Regions from separate parts of the Homo sapiens genome. Here region 1 is linked to region 2. A link is a loop called in an ENCODE intact Hi-C map of the cell type or tissue named here. Cell type or tissue: PC-9. All regions are shown on one strand. Each heading gives the region's core, and the rest is flanking DNA. Links, peaks and the distances in the headings are about the cores only.

Region 1 (15,377 bases), core at 6,954-9,453, 45 kb before region 2:
TAACTATAACAGATTTAAAGTAGAAATGAACAAGAAAAAATATCTGGACAATCTCCAAATGTTTGGAAATTAAGCAGCATACTTCTAAGCAACCAATGAAATTAGTCACAAAAGAAATTAGATGCAGTGAAGTGGAAATGCTTCTTAGAAAATAAATTAGAGCATATTTTAAATGGAATCAAGACTTAAATGCAACATATCAAAATGTAAGAGATGCAGCTAAAGCAGATATTATAGGGAAATGTATAGCAATGATGCATATATTAGAAAAGAGGTCTTAAAGGCAAACAGAAAAAAAGGACGTAGTAAACCTAAGACAGAAATCAATGAAATTAAAAACACAAAAACACTAGACAAAATCAAGCCTATCAAAATATGGCTGGGCCAAATCCAGCCCACTGCTTGTTTCTGTACAGGATGTAAGCTAAGAACGGCTTTTACTTTTTAATGGTTGAAAAAAATCCTGAAAAGATTATTTTGTGATGTGACAATTACATGAAACTCAAATTTCAGTGTCCATAAAGTTTTACTGTAACACAGCCATGCTCATTTGTTTACGTACGGCCTATGGCTGCTTTTGCATTACAGCAGCAGTGCTATGTAGTTATAACAGAGTTCATAGGTGGCACTCTCATTTCTTCATATTGTTGCTAAGCACAATTTAAACCACTGTGACTCAGCATTAGGTTAACTCAATTGGGTTAAATGCTGTTAATTGAACAGCATTTCAAGTAACATATGTATTGCTGTACCACAACATTTTAATTTTTGTATTACTAATACACACTCTTCAAGCCAAACACAAGAAAAAAAAACAGAAAAACAGACTTTGTTACACTTTGAAGGCACAATGGAGGTGAAATATTTTGTGAATGAATTAGATGGCAAAGCTTATCATGCTTATTGTGCTTCCTATGCAGTGACAACGTATCTATGCTAAACTAATCAAACCTATGTCAACACTGTCACGCTAAGCACTCATCACAATATTCTCAATTCACAATAAATGGTCCGAAAAATTAGAAAATTTTAAATAAAATGTCTCATCAGAGCAGAATTTCTTCACAAAAAAAATAATGAAAATGAGGTAGCAACTACAGTACATTTTGATATTCAGATATTCAGCTTCTATTTCTGCCCCAAGCAAGGAAAGTAATTTACCAGTGATGAATTAATTAAATCATGTTTGATTGCAGAAGGCAAAGAAATGTATCCAGATAAAATAAATTTGTTTATGATTAGTAGACTTTGGGCAAGACCAACTGCTCTAAGAGTTGAGGACAATGGGAACAACATTATGGTCCATTAAAATACAAGGGAAATGATTCTGATAAATTTATTTGGCTCTTGATTTCACAGATGTTACTAATGTTGCTCAGATATTGTGTATTCAAGGAATCAATGCCAAGTTTGAGTGGTTGAATGGTTAGCCTCTAGGAACAGTCGATATGGAACAACCACAGGTGAAAATATTACCAAAGAAGGTACAAATACTAATTCAGTAAACCTGAGGCAGTACAATCTGCTAAGAAGTGTTAAAATTGATAGTGGTAAAAGATATGTTGGAGCAGAAAAAGGCAGAGGTTGGATTTATAAAAACATGTATTTAAAGCCTATGGTTACTCATTGTATTCTTCATCAGCAGGTACTTTGCAGAGAATATTTTAATCTATCATGTGCTATTGAACCACTAGTGGCAACAGTGAACTTCATTCAAACTCAAAGATTTAACCATCATCAGTTGCATGAATTTCATGAGAAACAGAAAAATTCTGACTTGCCCTACCACATGAGAGTTCAATGTCTGAGCAGCAATGAAGTTTTATTGTGATTTTTTTTAAATCTCAGGGCTGAGACTGAAATATTTCTGAATAAGAACTTCCCTCAAGCATTACTATTGATATAATACTGAATGACATTGGAAATTAGCTTTAGCTGCAGACTTGATAATGCTTCTTAATGAACTCGACCTAAAATTAAAAGGCAAAACAGTACTTATTTGTGAAGCTTATAGTGTAGGAAAGTTATTTCAAAGACAGTTAATGTCTGAATCACAGGTAATGCTAAGCCACTTTACAAATTTCCAGTGCTGTCAAAAGTTAAAACAAGTAATATCTCAATTCCCACACAAATTTGTAGTATATATGTTATCTGAGCCCAAACTTCAGAATTGTAGCAGTGTTTTCAGACCTTGATGCAAGCGCAAAGGACCTTTCTGCATTTCAAAGTCCATTTCATTGTACACTGCATAATTCTCCTAACCTTCCATTGAAAGTGATTATTCTGAAATGTAGTGACATACTAAAAGGTAAATATCAAGAGTCTACAGTAATTCTTTAAATGTCTTCTGTATTAGTTTCTATTGCTGCTATAATAAATTACCACAAACTTGGTGGCTTAAAATAATGCAATTTATTCTTTATTAGTTATGGAGATCAGAAGTCTAAAATCAGTTTCCTTGGGTTAAAGTCAAGGTGTCAGCAGGGCTGGTTGCTTCTCATAGGAATCCATTTCCTTGCCTTTTCTAACTTCTAGAGGCTGCTGGAATTCCTTGGCTTATGGCTGCAGCACTCCAATTTCTGCTTCTGTTATCATGTCACTTTCTTCTAATTTTGATCCTTCTGCTTTTCTCTTATAAGAATCCTTGTAATTACACTGGGCCCAACCAGATAATCCAGGATAATCTACACATCTTAAACTCCCTAAGTTTAATCACACCAGTAAATATCTCATACCATGTGAAGTAACATTCATAAGCTCTGGGAATTAGGATATGGACATCTTTAGGGAGCCACTATTCAGTTTACCACATCTTTCAACTCATTGATATTCACAATTAAAATCATTTGCTTATGGATTAGTATCAGTATTTCATAGGACCTATTTGTTTAAAAAATTTCTTTTCAAAGATAAAATACATAAAATCTCATTACAAATCAGCATTAACAGATGAACATTTACAGTCAATTTTGATGACAAGGAATAGCAACCTTGAACTTCAATTAAGTTGTACTCAATCATTATATCTTAAATTTTGTCAATTAAAGTTTCCTCTCATTATATAAATACCTAAATAATAGTACTGATATTTCTAGTTAACTGGAAAAACTAAAATATTTACAATCTGGGCCTAAAAAAATAGGTTTGCTGGCTCCTGGACAAAATTAATTCAACCCACAGGCGGTTCTTTGCAAAGATTAGTAAAAATTAAACTCCTGATGAAGAACAAAAGAGAAAAGACACAAATTACCAAAATCAAGAATGAAAGAAGGGATATCACTACGGACTTAACAGGCATTAGAAATATAAATGAATTAACATTAATGAATTCAAAGTGATAGATGAAATGGTTTAATTCCTTCAAAGACACAAAACACAAAATACTGATGTGAGAAATCAAAGAGAAAAATGAAAAAAATCACTCAAAATTCTACATACTGCATTGATTTGTTCACGTGATGTTATGGAAAAGGCAATGGGGTTGGGGAGTGAACCAGGGGTTTCCTGGGGTTAAGAGTTGGGGAAGAGTTTGACTACAAAAAGGTACCACAAGGGGATGTTTCTGGGCGATGGAACTGTTGTGAATCTTGATTGTGGTGGTGAAGTCTACATGACAATGCAATTGTCAAAACTCAGAAATGTACACCAAAAAGAATAAATTTCTACTATAAGTAGATAAGTTAAAAAATAAATGTTAAAAAATTAAATAAGGCTGTTCTACAGGTACTTGTCAAACTTTTAAGTGCACAGCAATCACCAGCTCCAGTAAAAGTGAAGCAGAAAAAGCATTTGACAAAATACAACATCCACTCATGACAGAACTTTTGCAGACTAAAAATATAATGGAACTTATAAAAATGCTTTCCCCTATGATCAGGAACAAGGCAGAGATGTGTACTCTTGACATAACTATTCAACACTGTACTGAAAATCAGCCAGTGTAGTGAGGCAAGGAAAAGAAATAAAAAGCATACAGATTAGAAAGGAAGAAATAAAACTGACCCTATTAATACACAACATGTGTCTCTGTGGAAAATCCCAAGGAATCTACCAAAAAACAAAAATTTCTAGTGAGTATAGCAAAGTCAGAGAATACAAGGTCAATGCACAAAAATCAGGTGTATTTCTATACACTAACAATGTACAACTGGAAACCAAAATTTTAAAACAATATGATTTAAAATAGCTCTAGAAGAATAAATTATATATTATACTCGGGCATATGTCTAAACAAAACATGTATAGATCTGTATGCAGAAAATCATGAAACACTAATGCAAGAAATTAAAGAACACTTAAATGAAGGGACATGTTATATCAATGAACTGGAAAACTCAATGTGATAAAGACGGATCTACTGATTTTACATAATGTCAATGAAAATACCAGCTGAATTTTTGGTAGATATAAATAAGCTGATTCTAAAATGCATATGGAAAGGCAAAGGAACCAGAATAGCTAAAAGCAATTTTGGAAAAAAAGAATAAATTTGGAAGAATCAAACTATCCAGTCTTAAGATTTACTATCAAGCTACAGTAAATATGATATCTTGGTACTGGTGAAGAGATACACACATAGATCAATTTAGCAGAACATGGTACAGAAATAAACCCAAACAAGTGGTGTTGGGATGGTTGGTCATTCATATGTAAAGAAATAAAACCCAACTTAACCATCACATATTATAAAAAAAGTTAAAATGGATCACAGATTTAAGTGTAAAACCATAAAACTTCTAGAACAAGAGAAAATCTTCACGACCTGGGGCTAGGCAGACTTCTTAGATATGACATCAAAAGCACAATCCAAAAAAGATAACATTGATAAATTAGATGTAATTAAAATTAGAAATTTTGTTCTGCAAAAGACACTATTAAGAGAATGAAAAGACAAGCTACAGGCTGAGAAGGAATATTTGCAAATCACACATCCAACAAAGGACTTATATCCAGAATATATAAATAGCTCTCAAAAATCAACAATAGGAAAAATATAACCCAATGTAAAACTGGGCAAAGCATGCATACAGACACTTCCGCAAAGAAGATATAAGGATGGCAAAGAAACAATAACAAAAAAAGAAATATCTGCTGAACACCATTAGCCATTAGGGAAATGTAAATTAAAGTCACAATGCTTAGAATGGCTAAAATAAAAAAAAATAAGGAAAATACTAAGTGCTGATGAAGATGTAAATAAACTGGAACTTTCTACATCATTAGTGAGAATGCAAAATGGTACAGATACTACAGTTTGGCATCTTATAAAGTTAAACATACATTCCCCATATGATCCAGTAACCACACTCCTGGCTTCGTACCCTACAGAAATAAGCACAAAAAAAACTGTACATGAATGTTTATATCAGCTCTATTCATAAATGCCAAAAAGTGGAGGAAAAAGTCTATCAACCAGAGAATAGATAAACTGTGATACATCCATAAAGTGGACACTTCTGTTAACCAGAAGTAAACAGAAATGAAGTATTGATACGTATAACAACTTTGATGAATGTCAAGAGCAATTTGCTGAGTAAAAGAATCCGGTCTCAAATGTTAACATATAGCATCAGTTCATTTATACGACATTCTCAAAAAGACAAAACTATAGCGTTTTAGTGGTTATGGTAGTTGCCAGTGGTTACAGGTATGGTGAGGGGTAATTATGAGGGAAGACATGAGGGGAGTTTTTGGGGTGATGGAACTGTTCTTTTTCTGACTACGGTAGTCGTTATACAAACTATGCCTGTGTTGTAATAGAATTGTATACCAAAAATAACAAAATAGTCAATGTCACTGTAAAAACATTTTTTAAAAACCTGTTTTAAAAACCTGGAAACACAACCTCAGTTATAAGGCATGGTCTATAAATGTTGTTACCATTTCTAACAATTTGTTTCTTAGGAATTTTTTTAGATTATCAAAACATAACCAATCATTGCTCTTCAACTCTTCAATACTCTGAAATAGTTGGTGGATTATATAACCTACCAATATTAAGTGAGATTAAGGAATATATCCAGGGGTTATTTCTATTCTATTTTGATACCTAATTCCAATTCCACACTGCAAATCCTTGATGCCAGCTGTCTGTTGAGTAGCTACTCTAACCATAAACCCTTAACAACCTTGTACGATGTGCTGGGCACATGGAGAAAAGTATGACATGGTCCCAGAAATAGAAGAACTTTCAGTGTATGGATTTAGATAAAGAGAAATAAGAAACAAAGAGCTATAAGACTTAGGCAAGGCAAACTCTATACTGGAACACAAAATTCATCACCATCCTTCTCCAAGGTACAATTCTCTTGCATCCCCTAGCTTCCTCAAGTAAGGACCATTCTGTAAGCTTCAACGAATGAAAACCTTAGAGTAGCTGCTGGCATTTCCCTTTCAAAGTCTTGGATATAAGCAATTTATGATCATCAACGTTTGGCAATTATGACAATCAATCAAACGATATTATACTAAGTCGATGTTAGAGATTTGCTTTAAAATACTGAAACAAAAAAAAAAGGGACAGGGAGTTGATACAAGACTGGCAAATGTTAACAAAGGTTGAAGCTGGGTGACGCTTCCACAGAATTATTTTAGTCATATTACATTTGGCTATGCTTACAAATTTCCATAGTAAAAACTTAAGGGAAAAATAAAAGCTATGAAGCCTATTTGGTTAAACATGGGTGAAAATCCAAAAAGAAGTCTACTGGAAGAGGAAAACATTGAAATATTAATATTGTTACTGTTATATCTTGTGGTTAGCATAATTTTTTTCTTTTACACTTTCTATACTTTCTTAATCTTTTACAATATGCAATAATTTATATAATCAGAATATGAACTATAAATATTTCAAATAAAATTAAATTACAGATAATTTTAAAAAATCAAAAATTCAAAGCTTATTAACCTTGCTTTCACGGTCCTCTAGTAAAATCCAAATATGTGTTCTGAAGCTGATACTAAACACATCAAGAACTAAGGCAATGGATGGAAACTATTTGAATTCAAATCCCAGCTCAGGCTCTTACCACCTGGGTGACCTAAAGATAAACCACCTATGCTCTATGTCTGTTTGCTTATCTTTAAAATGGGAATGGTGGTACCCAACCCAGGCTCAAAGGGCTCTTGTGAGGATTAAAGATGTTAATTCATATCAAACTCTTAGAATGATCAGCACTAAATGTTTAAATACTATCTTTATTACTCATGCCCAAGTACTCCCTCATCCGTTTCTGCATTTATTGAACAAATATCAGCGCATCTTCGAGCAGAATTTGCCAGTGAATGATGGAAATATCGTCTTCCCTGAAAAGAAAGGATGATAAGTACTACTCAGGTGAGACTCCGCTGCCAAGTGCCAAAGGGTCATTCCCTCCTTCTCCCTGCAGCCTTTTTCAAGAAGTCAAGGCTAAAGAAGGAAAGGAGGATGGGGGAAATCAGAACTCCTGCATGAATTACAATGGACTACCCAGACAGCCAGGAGTGATCCTGTCCTAAAGAAAAATCTCTCAGTGATCAGAAAAGGGCCAGGGATACTCTGCAGCTGGAGCTCTGACCCCATCCTGGGTTCACAGAAGCTTTCAGGGAACTGAGTCCTTCTCAGAAAATTAAAAAGTGCTAATAACAAGAGACCCATCTTCTACCACCTGTCAGGCTCTGTTCCAAGTCTTTTTATTTAACTCTCAAAAGAACTCCATTAGATAGATACTAGTACCATTTTAAAGAAAAAGAAACATAGGCAGAGAGATTAAGATACTCGCCTGTTATTATACTGCTAGGAAGTGGCAGAGCTGGTTGATGGTCAGGGGAAAGGGCTGGGGAAGTACAGAACCCAGGAGATCCCCAGTCCCTGCGATGTAGGATCTTGGACCCCCGGCGCTAAGTGGGGATGCGCCAGCTGCCCCACACTGGAGAAGGCTCATTCAAAGATAACACAAATCCCGCCCTTCGCCGCAAGTGGATTATCCTCCCCTAGAGCTACTGCCCGGTTGCTACTGGACCCCAACAAAACGAACATCAGTATGGACGGAAGGAGCAGGAAGCAGGGCGGGGAGCGCTCACCTTTCTGGGAGGAACGAAGGCCGCGGCCTAGCGTACCTGGGGCGGAAGTGGCTCTGCCTACCGAGACCTCCTGGACTACGCTTCCCAGAATTCCCGACGGGATCAGGGAGACGGCCTCAGCCTCCTAGAGCGGAAGTTACCCGACTACACGGGGCTCCCAAACTACATTTCCCAGAATTCCTAGAAAAACTCTCCACTTATCTGCCTGCCTAGGACGCAAGTACCGGGTGCCAAGCTGAGAGCCTGGATGATATTTCACATGTGCCGGTCCCAAAGGAATTCCTTAACTCCCCCTTCCTGGAACCGAAATGCTTCCAAAGACAGAGAGCTCGTATATATATTTCTCTGTTTTACCCAGCGGACCGTGCATGAAAGGCGCCTTTCCTGGCGCGTGTGTCTCTGACCCTGTGGATCTTCTGGACAATTCCCGGAATTTCTTGCAGGGTAGCACTTTCCCTTAAGTCGTCTCTTTCTCGTTTGGATAGTCAGTATTTGTATAGTCACTATTCTCTTTTGGTTAGCCATCCAATTTTATACTGCTAGTCCAGTTCTACTGCCTTCCCCCTAGAGTTTGAATTTATTTTTCTTCAAACGCGACACAAACCCAAATAAACTCAACCAAAGCGGACTTTACCTACCTACCTACCTACTTACCAAGAAAATATCCCATAAAGGAGAGAACAGAGAAGCTTGCAATACAGGAAGAAAAAAGAAAAGAATTACAGAATGGAAGCGATGTGTGCGCTAAAAATGCAGGTACTTAAAGGAAATTGGGCTGATTTGTACTGGACACCGAATTTAAGGAATACAGGATCTCAACCTTTCTTTGACTCGATTACCTTTTTATTCCATTTTGGTGTGGACGCGTCTGAAACTGATAGTGCTGCTGCTACCTACCATAATGTGTTTGTTGCAAGATCCACAAGAACGTGGATGCCAAGAATCCACAAAAAAACAGATGCAACCGTTGATGAGGCCATAAGCAGAAACAGTAAATGGTTCCCACGTTTCCTCTGCTTTAACTACTGATGATGAAATGCAAGTCATAAGGCAAATAGAAGGGCTGTACTGATACAGACAAAATGTTATTATTATGGGAAGGGATAAGTCTCTTGTAAAACCTCGAAATTTTTTTCTTCTTTGAGAAAAATCTATCACCTATTTTCACCCTGCTCTTGATATAGCAAATATTGTAAGTTGTCTTATGGAGGACAGGATGATTCAGGGAGGACGGTGAATGGGTTGACTCAATCCAGAAAAGGAAGAGGAAAATAAAAAGACATAACGACCAATCTGTGAAAATGCTCACGGGGTCAGGAGATCGAGACCATCCTGGCTAACATGGTGAAACCCCGTCTCTACAAAAAATACAAAAAATTAGCCGGGCGTGGTGGCGGGCACCTGTAGTCCCAGCTACTCGGGAGGCTGAGGCAGGAGAATGGCGTGAACCCGGGAGGCGGAGCTTGCAGTGAGCCGAGATCGCACCACTGCACTCCAGCCTGGGCAACAGAGCGAGACTCCGTCTCAAAAGAAAAAAAAAAAGACACTATTAAGAGATGAGACTATTTGATTCTTTATTTAACAACTCCTTTCCAAGGAAATGTTTCTGAAAATACATACGGTTTACATATTAAAGAGGATCAATCTGATAATAGGGGATTTTTTTTTATAAAATGAAAGGAAATTTTAAAAATAAAAGGGACAGAATAATACTTTGTGTACTTCCACTTCCAGTAATAATAAAATGAGTGATTTGGAACAAACATCTGGCAGAGGAAAGATGAGCAAACTTTTTAAATGTCAAAAGGCATCAAAAGACAAGATAATGGAGAAATGGTGGGCCAAAATTCAGAAACACTTGGGAGAGTCATGCATTTGGGGCTACTTTTCTCCTGGGGATGATGGTCTAGTTTAGGATCTGAAAAGCCTAGAAGCTCTGCAGCACTTTTGACACCTATATGAAGCTGGGGGAACAAAAGATTCTAGCAAAAACTAAAATTCGCATCTTTTCAAGTGCACATAAGATTTGCACAAATTAGCAAAATGATACGGGATTTCAAAATACTGAAATACTAAATATGCTTTTGAATACAATGAAATTTGGCTAGAAATCAATAAAAATACAACTAAATGATTCATGTGTGCATTTAATAAATATTGTCTCATCTCCAAACCCACCATTCTTCACTCTGCTTTATGGGGCTGGAATGGGGGAATCTGCAGCCAATCTTTCCCGACCTCCACACCCCCAATCTGGTTCTGTGTTGGGCAATTATTAGCAGAAGCGTATAGGGGTGGTGGGGGCAGGGAGATATACTATATCCTGTGCCTGCCAACCAGCAGTACTTTTTCTTGTAGCAACTGCCTAATTTTCAGTTTTTCTAACACTTGAATAACCTATTTCATCATGGCTCTTTGTAAACATTATTAAACAACTTCCCAAAGACTGATCCTTAGATGTCTAAGTCCTAACACTGCAGGGCCCTGCTTTTGAGCTCAGAGACAGCAGAACCAGCCCAACATTGACCTCTCCTCAGAGGTCTGAGTTTCAGGTGAGCATGACCTTCCTTCAAGCTTCTAAGTTTTAGTAATTCTGGTCTCTTCACTTTGTTTCCTCAGACCTCAGGTGGTTGCTGCTTGCTGCAGTTGCTATTTCCTGCAGTTGCTGCTTCCATCATATATTAGAGTTCTTTTTTTTTTTTTTTTTTTTTTTTTTTTTTGAGAGTCTCGCTCTGTTCCCCGGGCTGAAGTGCAGTGGTGCCATCTCGGTTCACTGCAACCTCTGCCTCTCGGCTTCAAGCAATTCTCCTGCCCCAGCCTCCCGAGTAGCTGGGATTACAGGCATGCGCCACCACGCCCAGCTAATTTTTGTATTATCAGTAGAGATGGGGTTTCACCACATTGGCCAGGCTGGTGTTGAACTCCTGACCTCGTGATCCACCCGCCTCAGCCTCCCAAAGTGCTGGCATTACAGGCGTGAGCCACTGCATGTGGCCTACAGTTCTTTTTCTGCTCTTTCAGAAATCTAGCTACCAACTCTACAATATGCTAATTTTTCTTTTCAAATAATTGATAAGGTTTCTATCTTCTCAGTGGACCCTAAATTACAAACTTGTTTAGAAATTAATCAAACCACTTTTAAGTAATCCATAGATAAAAGACTGTGGCATTGAAATTTGGTGTCATCAGTGAATTCTACCAAATATTTAAAGAAGAAACCATGTTCATCTCAAAATTATTCCTGAGAATAACAAAATAGGAAACACTTTCCAACTAACTTTATGAGGCCACTGTAATAACACTGACAAAATTTGTGAGAGGCTTCATTAGAATGGAAAATGACAGGTCTGGCCAGGCACGGTGGCTCATGCCTGTAATCCCAGCACTTTGTGGGGCTAAGGCAAGCAGATCATGAGATCAGGAGATCCAGACCATTCTGGCTAACACAGTGAAACCCCGTTTCTACTAAAAATACAAAAAAAAAGCCGGGCATGGTGGCACGTGCCTGTATTCCCAGTTATTTGGGAGGCTGAGGTGGGAGAATCGCTTGAACCTGGGAGATGGAGATTGCAGTGAGCTGAGATCGTGCCACTGCACTCCAGCCTGGGTGACAGAGGAGACTCCATCTCAAGAAAAAAAAAAAGAAAAGAAAAAAGAAAGAAAAAGAAAATGACAGGTCTATCTCGTCATAAATATACTTTCAAAAATGCTAAACAAAATGTTGCCAATGATATATAAAAGGGCAACCTAGGTATCAGAGAAAAAAAAAGTTTGATTAATCACCCATTTATCATAAGAAAATTTAGGCAACTAAGCAATAGTAAAGATCTACAAAAATGGCAACAAATATCAAAAGGAATAGTGAAATATTGAAAACATTTCCTCTATGATGGGGAACAAAATAATGATGTCCACCCCAATCATTTCTACTAAATACCACATTTGCTCCTTTATCCTGCAATCTTGCCAACTAATCTAATTAATTTTAATATTTTATGTGTAGATCTTTTGAATTTTATATGCATGCTCATGTTGACTTCAGATCTGCAACAAATGGGGCGCTGCAGCAACATGGGAACAGGGAAAATATTCAATACATGTTGCTGTTAAATTGAGTATTGTGAAATAAAACTGAAATTGACCTATACCTCCCACTATATGCAACAATCTAAGGCTGGTGGATTGTAGAGCCCGATTTGAAAAGCATTTCTTATGACACTTAAATCTACTCAGTGTATAAACCTATAAGAAATGTGTACCAAAATACACATATAAGAATGTTCATAGCAGGATCATTCATCACAATGACATGCTGAGAATACTCCAGATGTCTATCGATGATAGTATGGATAAATATTTTTGTTATTTACACAAGGTAAAAGCAAGGACATTGAACAAACTTTAGCTGTACATGCAATACCATGATGACTCCCATAAATATGTTGAGCAAAATAACTAGACAAACCCAGTAGATGCAGTGTGATTCCACTTGTACGAAGTTCATTAGACATGCAAAATTCATCAATAGGATGATTTTGGACACTTAAATAGTAAAAATATGAAGAAAAGCAAGGGAATCTTAAAACTTAGGGTAGTGGTTTCTTTTTATGGGGAAGAAAGCATCATGATGCTGTGAGAGTGGGGTGTTTGCAATTCTACCATGCTTCAATTTTTGTTGTGGGTGGTGATTATACAGCTGTTCATTTTATATTCATACTTTCACATGTATATTTATGATTCAGACACTTTTCTGAATGTGAGTGATATTTCAATCTGTAAAATCAATGATATATGACCAACAAACTGTGGTGCATCAATACAATAGAGTATTATTCAGCCATAAAAAGAAATGAGATATGAAGTTATGAAAACACATGGAATAACCTTAAATTCATATTGTTAATGGAAAGCAGCCAGTCTGTCAAAGCTACGTACTGTAATTCAACTATATGATAATCTGGAAAAGGCAAAACTAAAGGTCAGTAAAGTGATCAGTGGTTGTTAGAGGTTCAGGGAGATTAATTGATAGAGCACAGGGTATTTTTAAGCAGTGACACTATTCTGTGTGATACAGTATGGTTGATATAGGACATTATGCTTTGTCAAAACCCATGGAATGTACAACACAAAGAGTAAGCCCTAATGTAAACCACAGACTTTAATAATAATGTATCAAAATTGGTTCATTAGTTGTAATAAATATGCCACACACATGCAAGATGCAAACAATAGGAGAAACTGGGCAGGGGAAAGGAGAGTATATGGGAAATATTAATACTTTCTCAGTTTTTCTGAGCAGTTTTCTGTAACCCTAAAACTGCTCTTAAAATAAAGTCTATTTTAAAAAATCAATGATATGTTTCAAAGGAAACTGAATATATGGCATAGAACTTTTTCAGAACTTAGAGGGAAGGGCTAAAAATAATGAGAAACTCTATAATGAATATGAACATACTGATCAGGTGTATCTTATAAGCTAATGAGAAAAAATGAGGATTAGAGAAGGAAGCAGATTGTAATAAATAAATCATTAAGAAAGAATAAACAATTTATCCACATGGGCAAAATCTCATATTGGAAGGAGGAGAAGAAGATGGAGGAGAAGGGGGAGGAAGGTGAGGGTATGTAGGAGGAGGAGAAGTAGGAGGAGGAAGAGTAAGAGAAAAAGGAGGAAGAGACTCGTAGAGATGCACTTGCAGACATTGAGAAATTTTTTAATGGCAAGGCTGAAGACTAAAGAATTGAGTCAATTTCAAAGGAATGAAAAAATAAGCTTTGCATTTTAATTATTGTCTGCAACATTAAAAGTACTAATAAAATATAAAAATAATCTATGGGATTTTTGAGGTGAAAAGATTGATCCTTCTATGGTCAGAGAATGTTTTGTTCATGTGCACTATTCTTGGCATACAAGATTCAGTTGTGAATCACTTCTAAATTCTTTCCGGAAAATATTCTTCAAGACATATTACAGGCCTTTGACAACAACACAGATAAAGCGTCCACAGACCGTCTTCCTAGTTTATTTACATAGAAATGCTGGATAAAATGTGAATGTGAAAATATCATTTATTTGAATAGGAGAATGTTTGAGGGCACACATATTAAAAAGAAAAAGAAAAAAAGAAACAGATATTATTTATTTGTTCCATTATATCCCCCACTACCCACTCTCATTTTCTCCCCTGCCGCATCAGTAACCAGGTCGATCTGTTTAATGTGTGCCTGTTGTTGGTATGTCTTTCTGGCAAAATGTGTGGAATTTCGGATGCATATATATATATCTTGTGTTATAAAACTCTGTTAAAAATTTTCACTCAAAACTGTTTTTCTCAATATTTTACTAAAAAAAATTTTTTTTGAAGACAGGGTCTTACCTTGTCACCTAGGCTAGAGTGCAGTGGTATGATCACAGTTCACTGCAGCCTTGACCAACTGGGCTCAAGCCATCTTCCCACCTCAGCCTCCAAAGTAGCTGGGACTATAGTTGTGCCCAATCACACATGGCTAATTTTTTTTTTTTTTTGCAAAGATGGGGTCCCACTATGTTGCCCAGGCTGGTCTCAAACTCCTGGCCTCAAGTGATCCTCCCACCTTGGCCTCCTAAAGTGCTGGCATTGTAGGCATGAGCCACTGTGCCTAGCCCTGAAATTTTATAACATAAAGAAGAGTTGGAAGAATTATACAGTAGTCACCCATATATTCTCAGCTTAGATACTAAAATTAGCAACATTTATGTCTTAGCCATCTATCTAGCTATCTTATTACTTATCCATCAGAACATTAACATTACCCCACAAATTCCCTCATGACACTTTCCAGTCAGTCTCTAACCCCTTCCCCCAGTGGCAACCACTGTTCTACTTTTTCACCATAAATTTTACTAATTTTAGAATATGAAATATATGGAACCATACGGTAAGAACTCTTCTGTATTACAATTCTTTGAGTATAGTGTTTTTCAGATCCATCCATGTTGATGCACATATTAGTCATTTGATCCTGAAGTGATGTTCTATTGTATGAATATAAGTCTTTGGAAACTTGCTTACATTTTAATTGTTTAAATATTTTTATGAATAAAGATCCTGCAGCATACTTATAAAAGTCTTTTTGCGTGCATGTGCTTTCTTTTCTCTGGAATAAATATCTATGATTAGAATTGCTTGATGTGTTTAACTGCTTAAGAAACCACCAGATCATCTCCCAAAAGATTAATTTTACACTGTCTCCCAAAATATATGCAATTTCTGATTGTTTTGAATCCTAATAAGCATTTGCTGTTATTAGTATTTTTTTTTGAGATGGAGTTT
Region 2 (15,377 bases), core at 6,389-8,888:
AATTGAACAATGAGAATACATGGACACAGGAAGGGGAACATCACACACCAGGGACTGTTGTGGGGTGGGGGGAGTGGGGAGGGATAGCATTATGAGATATACCTAATGTTAAATGATGAGTTAATGGGTGCAGCACACCAACATGGCACATGTATACATATGTAACTAACCTGCAGGTTGTGCACATGTACCCTAAAACTTAAAGTATAATAAAAAAAAAAGAAGTACTGAAATAACCTATTGGGTATTATGCTGATTACCTGGGTGACAAAATTTTACACCAAACCCCCGCAACACATAATTTACCCACGTAACAAACCTGCACATGTATCCCTTGAATCTAAAATAAAAGTTGGAAAGAAGAAAAGAAAATTTTAAAAAATTAAAAAAACCATCTCCTCATCAAGAAACCAATTTTTACATAAAATATTTCTATGGCTGCATATATCGCACTGCTCAGAGTTAAGTATTTACAGATATGTTCTCTCAATAGACTCTGCATCTCTAAATAAAGCAGAGGTTTCAAACAAAAGTTGTAAGCAGTTACAAAGGACTTCACAAGAACATGTTACTAACAATTGTCCAATTACCAAAATCTGACAATGATTAAAAACAAAATCTAGGGGAGTCAGCACGGTTGTCCTAATAGCACCACTCTCTCAGTAACACTACTGTATGCCTTCTTCTGTGGGAGGCAACAAAATTGAATTGGAGATAATCATTCAGGAAATACAGATACACTGAAGCTTACTTGGGGTGTTCCAATGTAGGAAGAAGGAGTTAGGAATAGAGGTTCACACAGCCTACTCCTCATTCTCCCTTCTCTGCCTCAGCTATAGAGCCTGGGAAAACAAAACACTCATTTCTCCACCACCCTTGTAGCTGGATGGATCCCTTGTGGGAATCCTAGGCAGCGATTGTCATAGGATGCAGATACAAGGACAGCCCCAAAATATTAAGAAACCAAATTTATAAATGAATAAACACATGCAAAAATCTTTAAATCTTTTCCTCTATGAAGTATTCTTGTATAACCATCTATGAAGTATGAATCTATTCAAGCATCTGGTGCTTCCACTTACAAGAAATACTGTGGATAGAGTAACACACTGAAAGACACCAAAAGGAAGCAAACAAATGCATTCCAAATGTAGGAAAGAACACAGGACACCAAACTTGGTTTCTGCAACAAGTCAATAGCAGGAGAGAATAAAGTAGAGGGGCAGATTTCTCTAGATTAAAAGACATTATGAGATACAACAACTAACTGTATGATAGTATAGACCTTGTTAAGATCCCATTTGAACAAACCAACTGTTAAAAAATTTTTTGAGATAATCAGGGAAATTTGATTATTGTCTGGGTATTAGATAATACCAAATAATTATTGATTATTTCATTAGTCCATTTTTAAGGAAATATATACTGAAATACACAGAGAGTGTGGTAAGTTAGACTGCTGTTTAGAAATATCCTCTTCCATGCTCTCCAATCCCACTAAAGGACCAGAGTGTGTTTCCTTACCCCTTTAGTTTTGACTTGGCAGTGTAACTTATTCTGGCTACCAAAATGAAGCAGAAGTGATAATGTGCCAGTTCTAAACCTGGGCCTTGACAGATCTCACATGTCCACTTGCTCTCTTGTCCCTCTGTCTTCACTATGAGGACACAACCAAGCTAACCAAAACGAGCAGAGTGCTACCAAATATCCATGGCATTGGCTTTAGGTCCAGGCCATAACCATTGAGGACACTGTTACAGGAGGCTGGAAAAATGGTGACCTGGGTGATGCAGTGGTGAACATTTGGTGAACTGTTGCTGTAATTTAGAAGATAGAAAATGTACCTAATGAATCTTGGACTTGGGCAAGATGGTTTCCAGGCAGCAGGATAAAAGTGTGAACTCATTCATTTTAGTTGCATATATAATAAGGTACTATACAAAAGTGATATGCTCAGAGAAAAACCAATACCATGTGAAATACCATGCCTCTTTCAAATACTTTGGGAAAGAAAAAAACTGAAAAAGAGATTAAGCAATTCTCTTTGGCAAAAAGTTAATTGTTGAAACTGCATGATGGGTACTGCAAATGGAGGATCATAATACCATTTGCTCTTTTTGTGTATTTTCATAATTAATTTTTTTCATGATTAAAAGAAAATCCTTCCTCCACACTGTGATGGTCTTTCTAATGTGTCAACTTGGCTAAGCTACAGTCCTCAGTTATTGAATCAAACACTAATCTAGGTATTGCTATGAAGATAATTTGTAGATGTGATTAAAGTCCATAATCAGTTGACTTTAAGGGAGATTATTCTAACTAATCTGAGTATGTCTGATTCAATAAACTGAAAGGTCTTATGAGCAGAGCTGAGGCTTCCCTGGGAGGGGGAGAAATTCCACCCACAGACAGTAGCTTCAGTCTGTGTCCAAGAGTTCCAGCCCACCCTTCCTGAGGGGCTGCCCTGTGGATTCTGGACTTGCCTAGTTAGCCCCCATAATCATATAAGTCAATTCCTTATGATAAATCTCTTAATATATATCTCTTACTGGTTCTGCCTTGCTGACTGAACTCTGACCAATACATACCCATTCAAATCTTGCTACTTATTGAATGAGGCCAGTCACATTTAGAGTATGGTCACGTATATGCTGCCCATGCACTCGGATGCTGCGGCAACACCAAATTTCTGTAAGTTTCTGAACTTACTCTTGATTCTTTTTCCCTCATCGGGCAGTGATAAGCAGTTCATGGACTGGTACTGATACATGAACTACACTTAGAGTAGCACCAAAGTAGACATCTTGAAATCTGTGAGTTTGTTTCTTCACTTCTATAAAGGGAGTCAAACCACCTGCCTCACAAAGTCATTATGAGCAGATAAAGTACCTAATACATAGTAGTCACTCAAAAAATGCTGACCTCCTTTCAGAAAACAGAAGTGTCTGGTTCCTCAGAATGAACAGCATATTTAAAGAGAAAGAAACCCTTAACTTACCTGGAACTTAATCATACCGTCTTCCTTTTGGAAAGGGCAGGATTCTGGAAAAGCAGAACTGCAAAGAAGAAATAATCCATGAGATCATGGGTTCAACAAGTTGTGAATGAACATTGGTTCCTTCCTTATCTGTACAAGTTTCTCACAATTTCTCCTCTCACTGGATATCATCTCTTCTCGCTCTGAACAGACTGAACTCCCACCTCCTCAAGACTTCCCTAGATTTGTCCCCAGTCCCTCAATCTCAGACCACTGTGTAACTCCTATCTCTCTCCTGAAGCTTTTGGGTCAAAACCTGCACATTCTTTTCCTTTTCTGAGACTTGTGAATGAACTGACATAATCTACATCTCAATTATGCTGGAAAAGAGGCTACAGAATTGCTGAATAAGGGAGCAATCTCAGGGCTGGGCACAGTGGCTCACACCTGTAATCCCAGCACTTTGGGAACCCGAGACGGGTGGATCACTTGAGGCCAGGAGTTCGAGACCAGCCTGGACAACATGGTGAAACCCTGTCTCTACTAAAAATACAAAATTAGCTGGGTGTGGTGGCGGATGCCTGTAATCCCAGCTACTCAGGAGGCTGAGGCAGGACAATCACTTGGGAGGCAGAGGCTGCAGTGAGCTGTGATTGCACCACTGCACTCCAGCCTGGGCAACAGAGACAGACTTTGTCTCAAAAGAGAAAAAAAAAAAAAACAGAGGAAAAAAAAAAGAGAGAGCAATCTCAGGATGACAGGGACCTTCTGCTATTTCCACTTTCGCATGCAAGACTTGATCTTGTATGGCCAAGCCTGTGGTCTAAAGAACATGCCGTTAGCCAAAATATACAAATTAAATCCCAATTTTTATTATTATGTTAATCAATAATACAAATTTTTAAACATCTACACCTTGACTCTTGGCTTCCTAAACTATCTCTCCAGCACCCATTCTATCCCCTGCTTTTGCAAATATTGATGACACACCTATGACATATAAGACACATTCTCTGTTCTGGAAATGCTCATGGTATACTGAACTACACATGTTCTCAGACTGCAGGTAGACCAAAGTAGGTAGACAGAGGCCTTCTAAGCTTGCCACTTCATATACACTAAAGCCCCTTCCTGTTCTGCTTATATCAGTGGATTCCCTTGCCAGTTAGCTTCCAGTTGGGTTCAGCCAATGGGGAAAGCCAGCAAGAGATCCAGGGAAGGGACAAGAGTGAAGTCAGAATATTTATTCCCCCAGGTTTTTCCCTAGAGGTTGCTGTGGAATGGCTATATTCCATATCCATTGACCAAAGGTCATGGCCTCCATCAGGCAGCTGTCATCCCATAAATCTTTCTTCAGGTTTTAGCAACTGCCTCCTCCCTTAGCCCTTCAGTCCTAAAGTCAGTAAGTTACCCTGCTATCACTAGCTCTGAAATATTGCAGTATCCTTTGTTGATTACCACAGCCTGCCTACAACTTTATAGATTGTCCCTTTATTAAGCTCTTCTCAAATTACCCAATTTGAGTGTTCTGTTTATTTTTTATTGGGATTCCATCTGATAAACCCTGTAAACACAATTGCCTCTGGCCTTTGTGGAGAAACTTATTGTATAAAATTGCCACTTTAAGCACTGTGGAAACACCGAAGATTAAAAAACAAAAGCCCAAAGCCATGTTTCTGCCTTCTCAGATAGTGCTTCTCACACTATCTGTGATAAAGGACTAGTTTTTAAATTATTATTACTGTTACTTTCAGTCTGTCACAGACTGATATTCTGGTAAGATACAGTAACAAGAAATTACCAGAAAAAGGAAATTTAGAAGGTATGCAAATTAAAGCCCAATTGTTATTATTATGTTAATCAATAAGACAAAATTTTCAACATCTACACTCAAGTTCTCAAATTATCTGGTCACAGACCAATATCATTTATTGGCACTGGTCTGTGGGCTACCCTTTGAATTGCAGCTCACAGGGTTATAGAATCAGGTTAATAGAATGTGAAATGTCTTTTTGGTAAATCCTTGGACTCTTTTTCTCTCCTTTCCTACCTTTAAGAGACATCATTAATCACTTCTTATTTTGGGCTCCAACAAAGGCCAAAATAAGGAGGGTTCAACTCATTAGTACAGCATGAATTACATCGTTTTACAATAGTTAAAACCTACCAAGAAAACACTCCTCCTTTCCCCTGTCAAAAAACTACAAATCCTAAAAAAAAAAAAAAATAACCAAGCTGTAGTCTTTTATCCACTGTACTTGGTAAGGATCTTATCATTTAACAAGCACTCAATCAATGTTTCTCAATATTAACAAATGCACAAATAGAATTGGCTTGGATATTATACATTAGATGCACGTGCAAAGACATAAACTCACCCTCTACTTCCAGTACCTGTTCTCACTGAAGAGCCAATAATGGGACAGGTTTATTTTGAAGCACACATCCACACACATGCACTCACACATATATGGTTGGGGGTTTGGTTTCCTGAATTTCTGGCTTCAGACACTACCTGCCTGTATCAAGTCAGGGCCGTGGCACGAACCAGACGGCACATTGAAATTTGAGGAGAGTTTAATAAACAGACGGCTTACAATGGTGTTGGCTCGGGGTAAGGAAATCACAATGGATAAGGCTCTATCCTGGGGAGTGACAGGGAGGTGCCATTATAATACCTGGGCCTTAAGAGGTAAGGGGAGGGAGCAGTCCCTGGAGCCTGGAACTAAGAGGACTGTGTGGCCAGGGCCACCCAAACTATGACCTGTTGTTTAGAAGGGCAGCTAATCTGTGACAATCCTGCAGAGAGAGAACTGGGGGACAAGATACTCCAACTCACACTTCTTCCTCTCTCCAAACTTTCCTGTTGAGACTTCCCATTGGCCAAAGACAAGCAAGGCCAGAAGGCAATGGCGGCCTTTCAGGGCAGACAGCAGGGTGGAAAAGGTGGGGAGCCAAAGGCATGGGACACATGGCACCTCAAGACTCTTGTTTTTTCCCTATCTGCCAAAGTCCACACAGCTCTCGCACACAAATGCCTTTCTCATCCCTCACCCTGACAACTACTCTGATCTGAGGAATGCATCAGGAATGAGACCAGATGCCCATATCAACTTCTTCAGGGAATGAAGACCTAGAGGAAAAGTGCAGCTGAATCTGGAACTGCAATTGCCCAGAAACACGATCAGAAATGTAATAAATGCTGCTATTACACCTAAAATAATTAACACTAAATCTCTAACTTTATCAAATATACAGAGAGTGTTCAAACTTCAAATTTGTTGAGTGTAATTTAACAACTTATATTTGCTAATGTGCTTTATAATACTCAAAGTCCCTACTCCCTGGCTCACAGCATGTGAGGTGAGAATGGAGTTAATAATTTGGGGCAGTTCTTTTCTTTTCTTTTTTCTTTGAGACAGAGTCTGGCTCTGTCGCCCAGGCTGGAGTGCAGTGGCGTGATCTCAGCTCACTGCAAGCTCCGCCTCCCGGGTTCACGCCATTCTCCTGCCTCAGCCTCCCGAGTAGCTGGGACTACAGGCGCCTGCCACCGTGCCCGGCTAATTTTTTGTAATTGTTTTTTGTAGTAGAGACGGGGTTTCACCGTGTTAGCCAGGATGGTCTCGATCTCCTGACCTCGTGATCCGCCCACTTTGGCCTCCCAAAGTGCTGGGATTACAGGCGTGAGGCACCGCGCCAGGCCTGGGACAGTTCTTTTCAAAATGTATTCGGTGACATTAAACTCTGGAGTTATTACAGTATTACAGTCTGAGTTGTTTCTTTATTGCCAAAAGCCAGAACCTCTGCCTTGAAGTCATAAATGCCCCAATGGAGTCAGAGCTGCCAAAATCCAGAGTTCAGACCCAAGACAACTCCCCATCCAAGAACCTAGGGGTGCTGAGCCAGAATCGCCCCCACCAAACTGAGCGAGAACAGCCGAAGCCATCCTCTATATCCAGAGACTAGCTGCTTAAGCAAATCCCTCATCCCATTCAGGGACGCACAGTCCAGCCATTACTCCAAAACCCTGAGCCAGCGCCCCTCTGCCCTCATCCAGAGATGCACATCCCAAGACTGACCCTAAGCTTCGACCCGAGGAGGCACAGCGCAAGTCGCTGTCACGAAACGTGAAGATGCACTGTTTTGTCAAACCCAGGGCTGCTCCCCAAACCGAGCCCACGCTCGAGCCCACGCTCTTCCCATCCTATCCCGGGTAGGTCGGGCCGCTGAACTTCCCTAGTCTACCCCACCTACGAGGCCTTATCATTGGTTACCAGTCCCCTCTTCCACTCCTCCTACTTCAGTCCACAGGGACGGGTCACAGCTGCACATCCTACACTCCTACTCCTGGCTACGCCTCCAAGAGGGGCGCGGTACAGACGGGACTCACCCCAGCGTCCCAAACAATGTCGCCCGCAGCGTGCGTCCAGTACCATGGCGCATGCGCAAGGAGGCCTATGGCCTACAATCCCCAGAAAGCCCCGCGCGCAGCAGTGGCCATTCGCAAGGCTACCCTGGTGAAGGTGGCCTTTGACTTCCGTGCATTTGGAAGTCCTTTGACTTCCGTGCATTCGTCTAAAATAACGACAATCATAATAACGATAAAATAATGAAATGTTAAATAAATCACTATCAACGATGAAAAGAAGTTTCAATATTTTACTACTTGGAAATGGGCACTTTACCGTTTTAGTGAAGACTTTTATAAGTTCTTATTTTATAGGCATGTCTTTTAACGTTAAAACCACGAAACTTTTCAATTAACACTCACTTAAATAATTCCCTCCCCGCCCCCCACCATGTTTTATTTCTGTTGATGAAAACTCTGGATAATCTACACTTGCGATATAACATAGCCCTGTAATTTATTTCCTAGTCTCAGAAGAAGCAGAAGGAATTAACAACTATTGTCTGAATCCTTAACAGGGGAATTGCAGGAGTACTGAGAGTGTCCTAAAAGAGACACATTACAACATAACAAGAAAACGCGGGAAGTTTTCAGATTCTTTTTGAAAATTTGCCCTTGTTGAGACTTAGGCTTTATTTTACTTCATGTTATTGCATTTAAGATTTAAGATTTCTATTAAAGAAAAATTTGGGTACCCTAAATGGGGTAAGAAAATTGAATAGGAATTCCATTAGAGGCCCACAGTTTTAGCCTGGAGGAAAGCCCTGATAACGTGTGAGAACAATCTGTCTCCTAGGAAAGGTCACCTGGTCCTGCTGGCAGAGTCTCTGTTTGGAATATCTGGCTGGCATTCCCTTTTCCACGCACCCTCAAGCTGTAGGGGTGGTGAGGCGGTTCCAGTCCTAGACTAGATAGAGAAGTGAAGACCCCCACCTCTACGCAATGGGCAGGAAATGGTTGAATAATATCCAACTATAGCTTGACATCGCAGCTTAGGGCACATAAAGGGACAGTGCAATTGTTTTGGCTTATCTCTGTCTTTTGATGTTTACATGTTTGATGTTCTTATATATTGCTCTAAGTTGAAGGATTACTTGATTTAATTTGACATACTTGAATTTTAAAAAACGAGTTCAGGAACATTTTTATTTTTGACCTAATACAAGGTTAATTTTTGTGACATCTGTGTCTGTTGGAAAACAATGTGTCTTCTCTATCAGATGGATATGCATACATTTATATTTTCCCCAGACTTGCTAACTGTGCTATTTAAATTTCCTACATGCTTATTTGTGCTTACTTAGATTTTTTCATTATGCATCTGTCAACGATTGAAAAGTGCATGTCAAAAAGGTTCCCAGTCTGGGCGTGGTGGCTCAAGCCTGTAATCTCAGTACTTTGGGAGGCCGAGGTGGGCAGATCACGCGGTGAGGAGTTCAAGACCAGCCTGGCCAAGGTGGTGAAACCCCATCGCTACTAAAAATACAAAACTTAGCCAGGCATGGTGGCAAGCACGTGTAGTCCCAGCTACTTGGGAGGCTGAGGCAAGAGAATCACTTGAACCCAGGAGGTGGAGGTTGCAATGAGCCGAGATCATGCCACTGCACTCCAGCCTGGGCGACAGAGCAAGACTCTGTCACCAAAAAAAAAGAAAAAAGAAAAAAGTGAAAGAAAAAAAAGCCTATAATGGTAAATTTGTCATTTTCCTCTCTATAGCATTTGCTTTATTTATTTATTTATTTATTTATTTATTTATTTCCTTTATTTTTTTTTTGAGACTGAGTCTCGCTCTGTTGCCCAGGCTGGAGTGCAGTGGCGCCATCTCAACTCACTGCAAGCTCTGCCTCCCAGGTTCACACCATTCTCCTGCTTCAGCCTCCCGAGTAGCTGGGACTACAGGTGCCCGCCACCAGGCCCAGCTAATTTTTTTGTATTTTTAGTAGAGACAGGGTTTCACCGTGTTAGCCAGGATGGTCTCCATCTCCTGACCTTGTGATCTGCCCACCTCGGCCTCCCAAAGTGCTGGGATTACAGGCGTGAGCCACCATGCCCAGCCTGCTTCATTTTTCAAAAGTCAAGTTACTAGGTATACAAATGGCTTTACTTTTTAAAAGTTGTGTTGTTAGGTATGGAAGTGTTGTATTCCTTATCTGAAATACTTGGGACCAGAAGTGTTTCAGATATTTTATTTTTTTCAGATTTTGCAATATTTGCATATACGTAATGAGATATCTTGAGGATGAGACCCAAGTCTAAATGCAAAATTCATTTGTGTTCCATATAAACCTTATACATGTAGCCTGAAATTAATTTTATAGAATTATTTTGAATAATTTTGTTCACAAGGTTTGTATACAATGTTTGTGTGCATTGAACCATCAGAAGCAAAGATTGCCTTCGTCAGATGACCAAAGAAAAATCAATGAAAAGAACAGAAAGAAAGCAAATACTTCAGGTGTGGAATTTTCCACTTGTGGTGTCATGTTCACATTCCAAAAGTTTTAGATTGTGAAACATTTTGGATTTTAAAATTTAGTGATGCTGACCCTGTGTAAGTTTCATAATGTTCATATCTTCTTGATGGGCCAAAAATTTCGTTAACAATTTTAAGTATTTTGTATTTTCACCTTGAGTTTACTTTTCAGTGAAGACTGTACCTGCTTTCTTTTCATTAGATTTCATCTAGTATTTATTCTTTCATTTTGTCTTAAAATTAGTATATTTCTTTACCTTATTATTTATATACTCTTTATTATTATAGTTATTTTTAAATGTTACTTTTACCTAATCTAAGAGCTTGGCTTTAGTCTGAAAATCCACACTTAAATGGGTGTGTTAAGAACAAAAGAGAAAGCTCTTGTATAATTGATCTAGGAGCTGCTCATACTTCCCAACTGTAGAACAGTGAATCTGGCCTGTAATCCTAGTTGCTCAAGCAGCTGAGGTGGGAGGATGGCTTGAGCCTGGAAGGTTCAGGGTGTAGTGAGCTATGATGGTGCTACTGTACTCCAGCTTGGGTGACAGCATGAGATCTTATGTCTGAAAAAATAGAACAGTGACCCTCAAACAGGAATGAAATAGCCTCCCTAAGACTTTTTTGAATTGTGTGAGTGATCTTTGCTTGCTCCAGTGACTGGGGTATGTGTTTAGTATGCAGAGGTAAGGAATGCTAAACATATTGCACTTGTAAATTAATTCTCTCAACAAAGAAGTCATCCATTCAAATACCCAACAGTAACCCCTTGAAAATCACTGCTCTAAAGGAAAGAAAATGAACAACAATAACCTCAATCAAATAAAAGGAGGGAAAGAAACAATCAAATCAGTAAAGAGAAAGTCAAACTGCTGCTGTTTGCTGATGATATGATCATATACCTAGAAAACCCTAAAGACTCCTTCAAAAAGCTTCTAGAACTCATAAATGAATTCAGCAAAGTTTCAGGATACAAAATTAATGTACACAAATCATAGCTCTGTTGTACACCAAAAGCAACCAAGCTAAGAATGAAATCAAGAACTCAACCCCTTTTACAACAGCTGCAACAAAAAATACATAGGAATATTTCTAACCAAGGAGGTGAAAGACCTCTCTACAAGGAAAACTACAAAACACTGTTGAAAGAAACCATAGATGACACAAACAAATGGAAACACATCCCATGTTTATGAATGGGTAAATCAATATTGTAAAAATGACCATACTGCCAAAAGCTGTTTACAAATTCAATGCAAGTTCCATCAAAATACCACCATCATTCTTTCCAGAACTAGAAAAGACAATTCTAAAATTCATATGGAACCAAAGAAGAGCCCGCAGAGCCAAAGCAAGACTAAGTAAAAAGAACAAGTCTGGAGGCATCACATTACCTGACTTCAAACTATACTATAAGGTTGTAGCCACCCAAACAGCATGGTACTGGTATAAAAATAGGTACAAAGACCAATGGAACAGAATAGAGAACCCAGAAATAAATCCAAATACTTACAGCCAACTGATATTTGAAAAAACAAACAAAAACATAAAGTGAGGAAAAGACCTCCTATTCAGGCTGGGCGCGGTGGCTCACGCCTGTAATCCCAGCACTTTGGGAGGCCGAGGCGGGTGGATCACAAGATCAGGAGATCGAGACCATCCTGGTTAAGGCGGAGAAACCCCGTCTCCACTAAAAATACAAAAAATTAGCCTGGCGCTGTGGCGGGGGCCTGTAGTCCCGGCTACTCAGGAGGCTGAGGCAGGAGAATGGTGTGAACCTGGGAGGCGGAGCCTGCAGTGAGCCGAGATCGCACCACTGCCCTCCAGCCTGGGTGACCCAGCGAGACTCTGTCTCAAAAAAAAAAAACAAAAAAAACAAAACAACAACAACAACAACAAAAACCGTATTCAACAAATGGTGCTGGGATAATTGGCAAGCCACATGTAGAAGAATGTGACTGGATCCTCATCTCTCACCTTATGCAAAAGTCAACTCAAGATGGATCAAAAACTTAAAACTTGAAACCATAAAAATTCCAGAAAATAACATCAGAAAAACCCTTCAAAACATTAGCTTAGGCAAAGACTTGATGACCAAGAACCCAAAAGCAAATTCAACAGAAAAAATGATAAATAGGTGGGACTTAATTTAACTAAAAATTTTCTGCACAGCAAAAGAAACACTGAGCAGAATAAACAGACAACCCACAAAGGGGAGAAAATCTTCACAATCCATACATCTGAAAAAGGATGAATATTCAGAATCTTCAAGGAACTCAAACAAATTAGCAAGAAAAATACAAAGAATCCCATCAAAAAATGGGCTAAGGACATGAATAGACAATCCTTAAAAGAAGATATACAAATAGCCAACAAACATATGAAAAAATGCTCAACATCACGAATGATCAGGGAAGTGCAAATCAGAAACACAATGCAATACCACCTTACAGCTGCAAGAATGGCCATAATAAAAGATTTAAAAAATAATAGATGTTGGTGGGGCTGTGGTGAAAAGGGAACACTTTTACACTGCTGGTGGGAATGTAAACTAGTGCAACCACTATGGAAAACAGTGTGGCAATTCCTTAAAGAACTAAAAGTAGAACTACCATTTGATTCAACAATTCCACTACTGGGTATCTACCCAGAGGAAAAGAAGTCATTATATGAAAAAGATAGTTGCACACACGTTTATAGCAACATAATAAGATGTTTTATAAATATAAGTGATGAAATCCCTCTATTGAAAGTTTATTAGAGTTCATCAGCATTGATATCATCTCTCAAAATTAAAAAAAAAGTTTTCTTTTGTTGTTTGTTTTGGTTTTTGTTTGTTTGTTTTGATGCATGGTCTTGCTCTATTGCATATATATATATATGTATATATGAATGCTATTCCACAATAAAGAGGAACAAATTAATGCCATTCATAGCAACTTGGATGGAATTGGAGACCATTATTCTTAGTGAAATAACTCAGGAATAGAAAACCAAATATTGTTTGTTCTCACTCATAAGTGGGAGTTAAGCTATGAGGATGCAAAGGCATAAGAATGATACAATGGACTTCAGGGATGGAGGGGAGGGAAGGATGGGAGAGGGGTGAAGGAAGAAAGACTACAAATTGGGTACAGTGTATACTGCTCAGGTGATGGGTGCACCAAAATCTCACACATCACCGCTAAAGAATTTATTCGTGTAACCAAATGCAACCTGTTTCTCAAAATCCTATTAAAATAAAAATAAATCAAAAAATTAAAAGCCATTGCAAATAAAGACAAAATCAGATGTTTTATAAATATAAGTGATAAAATTTCTCTATTAAAAGTTTATAGAGTTCATCAGTGTTGATATTATCTTTCCAAATTAAAAAATGTTTTGTTTGTTGTTTGTTTTGGTTTTTGTTTGTTTGTATTGATGCATGGTCTTGCTCTGTTGCTTACTGCAGCCTCAACTTCCTAGGCATGAGTAATCCTCCCACCTCAGTGTCCCAAGTAAGTGGAACTACAGGTGTGCACCATCATGCCTAACTGATTTTTAAAAATTTTCTTATAGAGATAGAGTCTCACTGTGTTGCCTAGGCTGGTCTGAAACATGTGTGTTCAAACAATCCTCCCAGCTTGGACAGAAAAAATGTTGGAATTACAGGCACAAGCCATCATGTCTGGACAGAATTTTTTTTTTTTTTTTTTTTTTTGAGACGGAGCCTCTTGCTCTTTTGCCCAGGCTGGAGTGCAATGGCGCGATCTTGGCTCACTGCAAGCTCTGCCTCCCGGGTTCACGCCATTCTCCTGCCTCAGCCTCCCCAGTAGCTGGGACTACAGGTGCCCACCTCCACGCCCGGCTAATTTTTTTGTATTTTTAGTAGAGACGGGTTTTCACCATGTTAGCCAGGATGGTCTCAATCTCCCAACCTCGTGATCCAACCGCCTTGGCCTCCCAAAGTGCTGGGATTACAGGCGTGAGCCACTGCGCGCGGTGTAAAAATTTTTTTAATTAAAAATTAAATAATTAAAAAGTGGATGAAAGACATAACAAGGCACTGAAATGAAAAATGACGAAAAGGCATCAACTATGACCACCTTGTTATCACAAAAATGAAAACCAACATCATTTTTACATATCAAGTTCACAAAGATTAAACATAAATCCCTTGATCCTCAATAGTGTGAAAAAATGGACACGTTTACATTTTAGGCTGACAGAAAAAAACAAAAACAGTTTTTCCTCCGCTCTCACATCACAACAATCAACACAGAAGATTTCTGTGACGATATGTCTAGGGATTTCTCTCGGTCAGTCAAGCACACAATCCATTCTGCTGTGGAGAGCAGCTGGGTGTCTTCTAATTCATTTATGACACTATCTAACTGGACATAGCATTAGATTCCACAGGGCTCAGTTCCGCAAGACTGGCCTCCCACTCTAATAACAATGGCAAGCCATACGTTGTTTTACCTATGCTTTCATCAACTAGCTATAAATCAGGTTTCCACCGCTCCCTATTTTAGTTGCATTACTTTCCTCGAACAGCTCACAGCACGCAGGGAAACACTGACATTTACAACTTTACCATAGCGGATATTGCAAAAAATCCAGAAAAAAAGATTCATGGGTCCTGGCAGGGGGAAGGGGCGCACTACTTTCCAGGAAGTTTTACCCAGAAGCTCTCTAAACCCAGTCCTTTTGAGTTTCTATGAAGGCTTCACTCTATAGGCATGATAGGTTAAGCCATACGCTATTGGTGATCAACTCAACCTTCAGGCACTCAACCCTCCTGGAAAATGGGGTTCAGGCACTGCCATTCTCAGTCTGAATAATAGAATTTACATAAACAGAATTTTACAACAGATTAGCATAACTGAAAACTGAATTAGATGATTGAATTATCTGGAGCCACACCTTGATATTCCTAATCCAATCACCCTCATCCAATGAATGCTCCACCCAACTGGCCCCGAAGTATCTAGATGGTTCCAGAGCAGAAGAATGTTTATACAACGGATATCTCCCCTTTTTCTCAAAAGTCGTTTCGCTTACACGGGTAATTCTTAAACTGCCATGCATCAGAGTCAGGGGGAGGGCTTGTTACAACACAGATCTGTGGATCTCCGGGGTTTGAGGGTTGCAAGGATGCTGCTGGTGTCAAAACCACAATGTGAGAACCACAGAACCACTAGATGGTTTTCAGTGTTTCAGTGCATTTAATTCATAATATATTTCACCAAGAAAACTTGTAAGTTCTTAGATTGTCCCAAATGTGGCGCATGAAATCAAATCAGGAGAACAGTTTCCTACGCGGTGTAACCTGGGAAAGTTGGGGGTGACTGATGGAAAGGAGGAGTGAAGCTCCGCCCTTTCCGCTGCCAGGCTGCGCCCGCCCGAGGCTATTTAAACCCACCCTGGCGGGCCTGTACTCAGATCTTCACAGAGCGGAGCAGCGGCCGGAGCGTTTTGCGGGCTCTGCGTGGACTTGGAGCTTACAGCGTCTTGCGACTTGGAAGCAGATTCAGAGG

Evidence for each region. Hi-C counts contacts between places; a loop is a spot of excess contacts. Peaks named below come from ENCODE experiments on the same cell type or tissue, not always from the same donor. Only the 100,000 strongest peaks of a DNase experiment are listed, where the experiment ranks them.
Region 1: it touches region 2 in a loop (2.6-fold over the local background); 15 of 110 quality-filtered maps call a loop at or near these places.

What each region holds. Positions count from the first base shown.
Region 1 is chr19:44,348,562-44,363,938 of GRCh38, forward strand. ZNF112 (zinc finger protein 112) reads right to left here and starts at 8,119. Exons shown (of 4, transcript NM_013380.4): 1 at 8,065-8,119. RefSeq lists an enhancer at 7,928-8,428. In PC-9, for the core only: no CTCF peak of the experiment used is centred there; a DNase peak (open chromatin) is centred at 8,150; H3K4me3 peaks cover 2,224 bases.
Region 2 is chr19:44,394,201-44,409,577 of GRCh38, forward strand. It overlaps ZNF285 (zinc finger protein 285), which reads right to left and starts at 7,408. Exons shown (of 4, transcript NM_152354.6): 1 at 7,368-7,408; 2 at 2,999-3,056. The coding sequence starts at 3,013. RefSeq lists an enhancer at 6,805-7,561. In PC-9, for the core only: no CTCF peak of the experiment used is centred there; a DNase peak (open chromatin) is centred at 7,411; H3K4me3 peaks cover 1,777 bases.